Regions from separate parts of the Homo sapiens genome. Here region 2 is linked to region 1. Evidence: read pairs that join two places in POLR2A ChIA-PET (ENCODE). Cell type or tissue: OCI-LY7. All regions are shown on one strand. Each heading gives the region's core, and the rest is flanking DNA. Links, peaks and the distances in the headings are about the cores only. Region 1 has its middle 5.4 kb from the start of MYL12BP2. Region 2 overlaps PRIMPOL (primase and DNA directed polymerase).

What was found. Peaks named below come from ENCODE experiments on the same cell type or tissue, not always from the same donor. Only the 100,000 strongest peaks of a DNase experiment are listed, where the experiment ranks them.
Region 2: POLR2A ChIA-PET joins it to region 1 with 9 read pairs; 3 of 35 experiments call an interaction of 5 or more read pairs at or near these places.

What each region holds. Positions count from the first base shown.
Region 1 is chr4:184,317,489-184,321,883 of GRCh38, reverse strand. No RefSeq gene overlaps it. Among named protein-coding and RNA genes, the nearest start is that of MYL12BP2, 5.4 kb to the right of the region's middle. RefSeq lists enhancers at 2,216-2,515, 3,903-4,395. In OCI-LY7, for the core only: no CTCF peak of the experiment used is centred there; a DNase peak (open chromatin) is centred at 2,216; H3K4me3 peaks cover 772 bases; H3K27ac peaks cover 998 bases.
Region 2 is chr4:184,676,493-184,680,887 of GRCh38, reverse strand. PRIMPOL (primase and DNA directed polymerase) reads right to left here. Exons shown (of 14, transcript NM_152683.4): 8 at 2,494-2,656. Among named protein-coding and RNA genes, the nearest start is that of PRIMPOL, 29 kb to the right of the region's middle. In OCI-LY7, for the core only: no CTCF peak of the experiment used is centred there; no DNase peak of the experiment used is centred there.

The DNA.
Region 1 (4,395 bases), core at 282-4,281:
CTTGACCTTGTGATCCACCCACCTCGGCTTCCCAAAGTGCTGGGATTACAGGCATGAGCCACCGCACCTGGCCAAATGTTATACTTTTTAAAAAAAATAAAAACAAACAAACAAAAAACTAAAATCTACACAAATGATTACTTACTCCTTAAAAATCAGGTAGGACAGCCAGGTGCGGTGGCTCATGCCTGCAGTCCCAGCACTTTGGGAGGCCATGGTGGGTGTCTCACCTGAGGTCAGGAGTTTGAGACCAGCCTAGCCAACGTGGCAAAACCCTGTATCTTCTAAAAATACAAAAATTAGCCAAGTGTGGTGGCAGATGCCTGTAATCCCAGCTGACTATGGGAGGCTGAGGCAGGAGAATCGCTTGAACCTTGGAGGTGGAGGTTGTAGTGAGCTGAGATAGTGCCACTGCACTCCAGTCTGGGCGACAGAGTGAGACTCTGTCTCAAAAAAAAAAAAAAACAAAAGATCAGGTAAGGCGACTTGAAGTTTTAAAACATTTATGCAGAGGACATATTACAGAAGAGAACATGTACTTTTCCAGTTGCAGAATGTTTTCATCTGATTTTCTGGAAGCCCCATGACATAGCAGAGTTCTTTTCTTGCTTATCCCCCTGGTTTTGTTCCATCTTTTGCTACAGCCCTTCTCAACCTACTTCATCATTATGCATTAATTAATCCATATGGTAAGTTAATTAATAATTATCACTGATAGATTAATAAGTATATTAAAAAGAATTATTTCATAATAAAATAAACAATTCATGGTATTCATTAATAATTTAACAATTATGCTACAGGAAATTATTCAGTAATTAATACAAATTAAAATGGATTTCTTTTTGTCATATTTATTCATGATTCTCCAAAAGACCTCCCCCTAGATATTTCTGATTCACCACCAATTGGCTTTATTCTCTTGACACCATAAGAAACAAGCTTTTTAATGCTGGAAACATTTATTAGAGTTGACAGCCGTGCTGCAGAGGCGCGGACTGAATGTTCCAGGCGGATGTTTATGCTCAACTCACGTGTAAGTAATCACTGTAAGTCATCTTACGAAACCCCATGCAGCCTCGGTGCTGGTTAATAACTAAGTTTGTGTGCAAATTTATAGGACTATTTATAGGACTAGGTATTAATGGATCAGACAAGAGAGGGAAGTGAGCTGTAGAGAATTTAAGTTGCAGAGAAGAACTTGAACCCAAGTCCTCACCCCATAAACGCTACTGTTTTCTTCTCTGAATAGTCCATTGACACCAGGGAGTATGGCTTTAAGAGGAGCTTTGCAAAGTTTAGTTGAATTAGCTGATAAAAGTGCTTCAGATGTTAGGAAGCCAGTAGCCACGTCAGGCCCCCATTTACGAGAAAGCTTAGACTAGCCCATCCACCTGGGCAGAATTTATCCTTTTTAGTGCATGGGTCAGGTCTGACATTGTTGGAGGTGTGTGTTCTCGCTGCAAATAGCTGGGCTTTGTTGCTAGAGTTGACCATCTTGTTGTAGGCTGAATATTAAGGCCTAGGTCCATATGTGCATGTGTGGTCTTTGACATGGATGGACTTTCCTGCTAGGAATTATATCAGATGACATGTCCTCAGACAGGAATGAGGACCAGAACTCCCAAATGGGACAGGAATGAAAAGGATTCTAGGTGGTAGGAGTTAAGTATGGCCCCAGGATCTTGGAGGAAATGTGGGGAACCTACACAGAAGACGGAAAAGCTGTGCTCCTGCCTCAGCCTCCCGAGTAGCTGGGACTACAGGCACGTGCCACCACGCCCAGCTAGTTTTTGTATTTTTAGTAGAGACAGGGTTTCACCATGTTGCCCAGGCTGGTGTCGAACTCCTGACCTCAGGTGATCTGCCCACCTCGGCCCCCCGAAGTGCTGGGATTACAGGTGTGAGCCACCACACCTGGCCAAAAGCTGTATCTTCTAGGGCAGAAAATTCGGAATTCTCTGTGTTCATTTGCTGTCCCATAACATTGGCAACATTTTGGTTAAATGGGCCAAGGTTGCATTGGCTGTGTAACTGGGGAGGTAGGCTGAGTGAGGAAGCAATGAGGGGAGGATATTAGAAAAAAAAATGAGGGAGAGGCACCTCTCCCTACAACCCTGCTGAGGTCAATAGACCTAAAGGGACACAGCCCTGTGACTGAGTCCACCTGCCCTTCTCAGTACTGGGGCATGAGGGATTTCCCAAAGCAGATACCTTTTTGTGGTTCTTTTAATATTTCAAGGTCAAACAAGAGAGATGCATTTGTGCCTCTATGCAAAGAGAAATTCAATATGTGTGACTTCTTTCATGGTCTCTTTTATGCCCACAGTGTGTCAGAGGTTCTAGTGCTATGGAAATTCCCCAGCCCTCCCACCATCATTTCGTTTATGACTATCTGCCTGTAAAGTTTTGGTTTCTATCTGTTATCATGTTCCACCTTGGGTCTATCGAAACACCAGCGACATGATGTTAATAGGTGCCCAAATTATAAGGTTAAAAAAATAATTTTATGGAAAAATTTCTAGAAAATTGACTCCTTAAAAATTGCAACCAGGGGCTTCCTAAAAGAGATTAAACTGAAATTTACCTTTGGGGCAGACTGTTCCTGCTTGACTGGGTCCTTACCATTAACTAGATGGCAATTGAACTTGCTTGTTGTGCAAGGACCCTGTCTCCACCAGTTTTTTTATGGTGCTGATAGAAGGTGGCACAAAGTGGGAAGGAATGATTCCCGGCCCCACATGGATTGAGGGTGAGTTCTGCTGCAACCTGCCGTGCAGCCTGCACTTAACCTGCCGGTTCTTCTTGCTGTGAGGCTGTATTCTTCTTTGTGCAGGTGTTTCTAGGAGCTGGAAAGCTCACGACAGCATTGTGCAGGAAGGACACAGAGACAGAATCGCTGCACCAAGCTGGAGGAGAGAATGGCACCAGAACGAGCTCTGGCCCAGCGCTCTGTGGAGTGGACCTATGAGGCCCACTGTAGGAGCATGGTCCCACCAATTCAGATGGCTGCAGGGGCTGGGAAGGCGATACACAGGACTAAAAGAGACCATGGGCATCTGGCAAATAGGAAAACATGGGCTCCATTTAGAGGAAGGAGCTGTGTCTTAAGCCATTTTGTGTTACTGTAAAGGAATACCTGAGGCTGGGCAATTTTTATATATATATATATATATATAAAATGGTTTATTTGGCTCACGATTCTGATGGTTGGAAAGTTCATGATCAGGCCTCTGCTTCTAGTGAGGGCCTTGCTCTGCTTCCACTCAGGGTGGAAAGTGGAGGGGAGCCGTGTGAGCAGAGATGGCAGAGATGGCATGGCAAGAGCAAGCAAGCGTGTGGGGAGGCGCCAGGGTCATTTTAACAACCAGCTCTCTTGGGAACTAATGGAGCAAGAATGCATTCATTACCATGAGGAGGGCACCAAGCCATTCATGAGGGATCCCCATGACCCCCATGGGACCCCCACGGGACCCCCATGACCCAAACACCTCCCACCAGGCCCCACCTTCAACACCGGGGATCACATTTCAACCTGAGATGTGGAGGGACACACATTCCAACTATAGCGAGCTGCTACAGAGCTTGAGCTGGTGACTGACATGCAAATCCAGAGGCTAAATGTTGTTTTCAAGAGAAGACAGAAATTTTTACTTTTTTATTGAGGCAGAGTCTCACTCTGTCGCCCAGGCTGGAGTGCAGTGGCATGATCTTGGCTCACTGCAAGCTCTGCCTCCCGGGTTCACGCCATTCTCCTGCCTCAGCCTCCCGAGTAGCTGGGACTACAGGCGCCCGCCACCACGCTCAGCTAATTTTTTGTATTTTTAGTAGAGACGGGGTTTCACTGTGTTAGCCAGGATGGTCTCGATCTCCTGTCCTTGCGATCCACCCGTCTCGGCCTCCCAAAGTGCTGGGATTACAGGAGTGAGTCACTGCGCCTGGCCAAATTGTGATATTTTAAGTGTAAACTATCTCAATGGGAATATTGATAACAATTCATATATATTTTTTAAACTGCATGACCCAAATGAAACAGGTCTGTGTGCCTGATTTGCAGCCTCTGGACTATTATGTGCAAGTGGAATCCTGTGGCTTGGGGTCAGGAAGCAATGCTGCAGGCCTCTGGGTAAGGGATGGGGACTTCCCCGAATGGAGTGGGAATTCCCACTGCCGGTCCTTCTGGAAAGTGGCCTGTCCTAGGACAGGAACTGAGGAACAGGGAGGCAGAGTTTGCCTCCCATGGGTGGAGGAGCTCCTTCTCTCACCGAGTCTCTGGAGGGCTGCCCTGCATGGTCGGGGGCAGGTGTGCTCACAGCACCCTGGTGGGGCAGGCCCTGCTCCAGGGAGGCAAGCTCGGGGGGCCTGACTGAGCGGCAGCAGTAGCAGCCCCAAGTC
Region 2 (4,395 bases), core at 96-4,095, 360 kb before region 1:
CACAATTTTTACACTCCTGCTACGGCACTTTGCACTTCAGAATCCCGGATCTACTACTGCTACCAACAACATTCACTGAGCAGATGTCATGGGCTGGGCACAGCTGTAAATGTTTTATGTGCAGTTTTAACTTTTTAAATCCTCTCGACAACTCCGTAAGATAGGTGTTAGTATCACTTCCATTTAAAAGTAGGAAACTCAGACCTTACTTCTGAGACATGTTATTAAAGAACTCAAAGAGTACAAATATACTTATATATATATATGAAGAAAAACAATCCATCTTCCACCCTCCTGGGTAACGGCTGTTAACTGTACAACCTGATACCTACAGCAATGTATTTTAGACAATTACTAAAATTAATTTCTAGAGAATCTTTCCTTAAAATTATATTTAAGTGGCCGGGCACGGTGGCTCACGCCTGTAATCCCAGCACTTTGGGAGGCCAAGGTGGGCAGATCACATGAGGTCAGGAGTTTGAGACCGGCCCCCCCAACATGGGGAAACCCCATCTCTACTAAAAATACAAAAATTATCTGGGTGTGGTGGCACACACCTGTAGTCCCAGCTACTTGGGAGGCTGAGGCAGGAGAATCGCTTGAACCTGTGAGGCAGAGGTTGCAGTAAGCTGAGATCGCACCACTGCACTCCAGCCTAGGCCACAGAGCAAGACTGTCTCAAAAAAAAAATTATATTTAGAAAGGCAAAAGGAAAAGAATTATGGCAAGTTGATGGTAATTTAGTCTGAACCTTAACCATGTTTTGGGCTGAAAAAGTTGCCAGCCTAGAAAAACAGGGAATGAAGGCAAATACAGTTAAGTCCTCACTTAAGGCCATGGATAGATTCTTGGAAACTGCAACTCTAAGAGAAATGACATCTAGCAGGTCTTTGAATAATGTTGTTTTGTTCAACATCATTTCCTTATAACGGCAGTCCCCAACCTTTCTGGCACCAGGAACCGGTTTCCTGGAAGACAATCTTTCCATGGGTGGGGCAGGGGCAAGGTGGGCTGGTTTCAGGCTGAAACTGTTCCACCTCAGATCATCAGGCATTAGATTCTCATAAGGAGTGTGCAACCTAGATCCCTCCCATGTGCTGTTCACAGCAGGATTTGCACTCCTATAAGAATCTAATGCCACTGCAGATCTGGCAGGAGGCGGAGCTGAGGTGGGAAGGTGGTATTGCTCGCTCGCTCGCCTACTGCTCACCTCCTGCTGTGGGGTCCAGTTCCCACCACAGACCACTGGTCTGTGACTCAGGGACCACTACCTTCTAACATGGATGAGAAAAACAACTGGATTCATCACACATTATTTAAAGTTCAGTTTCCAATAACTTATCAACATCAAATGAAGACTTACTATAGTATTTCTGTTGAAAGATGACTTTCACAGATTTTATTTTTATTTATTTATTTATTTTAGTTTTTAGCAATGGGGTCTCACCCTGTCACCCAGGCTGGAGTGCAGTGGTGCATTCATAGCTCACTGCAGCTTTGAACTCCTGGGCTCAAGTGATCCTCCTACCTCAGCCTCCTGGGTAGCTGGGACTACAGGCACATGCTACTGTGCCTAGCCAACATTAACACTTTTAAAAAATGATCAAAACATGGGAACCTAAAGGCTCAACAATAGAACTCACAATAAATTCCAGTGTCAATATAATGGAAATTTACATAGGCATTAGAAGTTTTATTTACAATTAATTGTTGGCAAATTCTTAACAAATATTCATAAAATCAAGTAGAAAAAACAAATGACAATCATTTAAATAATAATCTCAGAATATTTTTTGATTAAAGGAGCTATACAAATTATATGTATGTGCATACATGAAAAGAAAATGAGACATTTTAATAGTAAAATATTTCCAAATGCAATACCAGTAGTATTGTTTTCTTCTTTACAGAAGTGATAATCATTTTAGAAAAATTGGAAAATACACTAAATATAATCCTAAAAAGATATATAGAGAAAATTAAGTGTTCAAATATACGTTTTACTATTATCTTTTAGCTAATGGAGAAAAGAGAAAAGTTAACTTAGAACTGTAAGAACTGGCTGGGCGCGGTGGCTCACACCTGTAATCCTAGCACTTTGGGAGGCTGAGGTCGGCAGATCACCTGAGGTCAGGAGTTCGAGACAAGCCTGGCTAACATGGTGAAACCCCATCTCTACTAAAAATACAAAAATTAGCCGGGTGTGGTGGCAGGCGCCTGTAGTCCCAGCTACTTGGGAGACTGAGGCAGGAGAATGGCATGAACCCGGGAGGCAGAGCTTGCACTGAGCCTAGATAGCGCCACTGCACTCCAGTCTGGGTGACAGAGGGAGACTCTGTATCAAAAAAAAAAAAAAAAAAAAGAGCTGTAAGAACTGACATTTTCTTAAGGTAGAATGAATTTAGATGATTTACATTTTAGTAATATACAATGCCATTCACTGTTTAATAAATATTCATGAATACAAAATGGTTTGATGCTGCTACTACATACCTGACATTGCTGACCAAAGAAGAGAGAAAATATTGATATTCGTCAGAAACATCTTTTGACTGTATAGGAAAAAATTTGTTATCTTCAGTAACCTCCAAAGCCACACGCTTTCCAATTTTTGATGATTTATATAGCCGAAAGTTTCTATTTCTTGTATAAACTCCTACATCAAAAATTGATAAAACAATATGAAAGCATGTTTTCTGTTATTAGTTTCATAGTCAGCAAATATTAAGTTTTTATATAGCATTAATAAAAAATAATTATTTTCTATATATAGCTGTAAACAAAATAAAATTAAAGCACTATATAAATTAAAACAAATTGCAGTCAGCATGGAGGAATGCCACATTCTGAAACAGCAAACTCAATTATTCTGCAGCAATTCTGCAACTGAAACAAATGGAAAAGCTGGATGCAGGTACTAGAAAGTTTGAGACAACCAGAGAGCTTCCAAGACAGTGAAGCTGTGCGGAGCTAAATTCCAGAGAAAAGGGAAGGACCAAAACCAACAAATATCTAGAATAAATCTAACAAATATGGATAAGATTTCTATTCAGTACATTATACAACATTATAGAGAAACATTAGAGAATACCTAAGTAAACAGATGGGCCTACCATGTGCATAGATTGGAAGACTCAATATTATAAAAATGTCAGTTCTCCCCTAGGTGATCTATAGATTCAAGGCAATCCAAATAAAAATTCTAGCAGGATTTGTTTGTGTAAACCGGCAAACTGACTCTAAAATTTAAATGGAAGTGCAAAAGGTCAATAACTACCAAGAAATTTCAAAGAACAAACTTAGAGGAATTGTTTTTCCTAGATATAAAGACTTATAACAAAACTATATTAGACAGTGTCGTGCCTATCTAATATATAAAACTATATTAGACAGGAATAGATCAATAGAACAATGAAGCAGAACAGGGTCTAGAAACAGATCAAAATACATATAGCCACTGATTTATGGCAAAGGTAGCACTGCTGAGCAGTAGGTTAAGGACAGTCATTTCAACAAACAGTGCTGAGCCAACCGGATATCCACATACGAAAAAGTGAATCTTGACTCCTCCTCACCCAATAAGCAAATCCTTTCCAAGTGGACTGTAGATCTAAACATAAAAGCCACGCCAGGTGCAGTGGCTTGTGCCTGTAATCCCAGCATTATGGGAGGCCACAACAGGAGGATCGCTTGAGGCCTGGGCAACATAGCAGATCCTGTCTCTACAAAAAATAAAGAAATAAGAAAATTGTGTTGCTCTATGATACTTAGAAAGAAAGAGAGAGAAAGAGACAGAGAGAGAGGTGGAAATAGAAAGGAAAGGGAAAGGGGAAGGGGAGGGGAGAAGGGAAGGGAAGGGGGAAGGGAGAAGGGAAGGGAAGGGGGAAGGGAGAAGGGAAGTGAAGGGGGAAAGAGGAAGGGAAGGGGGAAGGGGGAAGGGAGAAGGGGAAGGGGGAAGGGGGAAGGGGGAAGGGGGAAGGGGGAAGAGAGGGGAAGGGGGAGGAGAAGGGAAGGGGGAAGGGAAGGGAAGGGAAAAGAATGGGGTAGGAAAGGGGGAAGGGAAGGGAAAAGGGAAGGGAAGGGGGAAGGGAAGGGAAGGGGGAAGGGAAGGGAGAAAGAAAGGGAAGGGAAGGGGGAAGGAAAGGGAAGGGAAGGGGGAAGGAAAGGGAAGGGAAGGAGAAAGGGAAGGGGGGGGACGGGAAAGGAAAGAAAGGGGGAAGGAAGGGGAAGGGAAGGAGAAGGGAGGGGGAAGGGGAGGGGAAGGAAGGGGAGAAAGGAAGGGAAAAAGAAGGAAGGGGAAGGAAGGGAGAAGGAAGGGAGAGAAAAGGAAAGGGGAAGGGAAGGGAAAGGGAAGGGATGGGGAAGGGAGAAGGGAAGGATAAGAAAAGGAAGGGG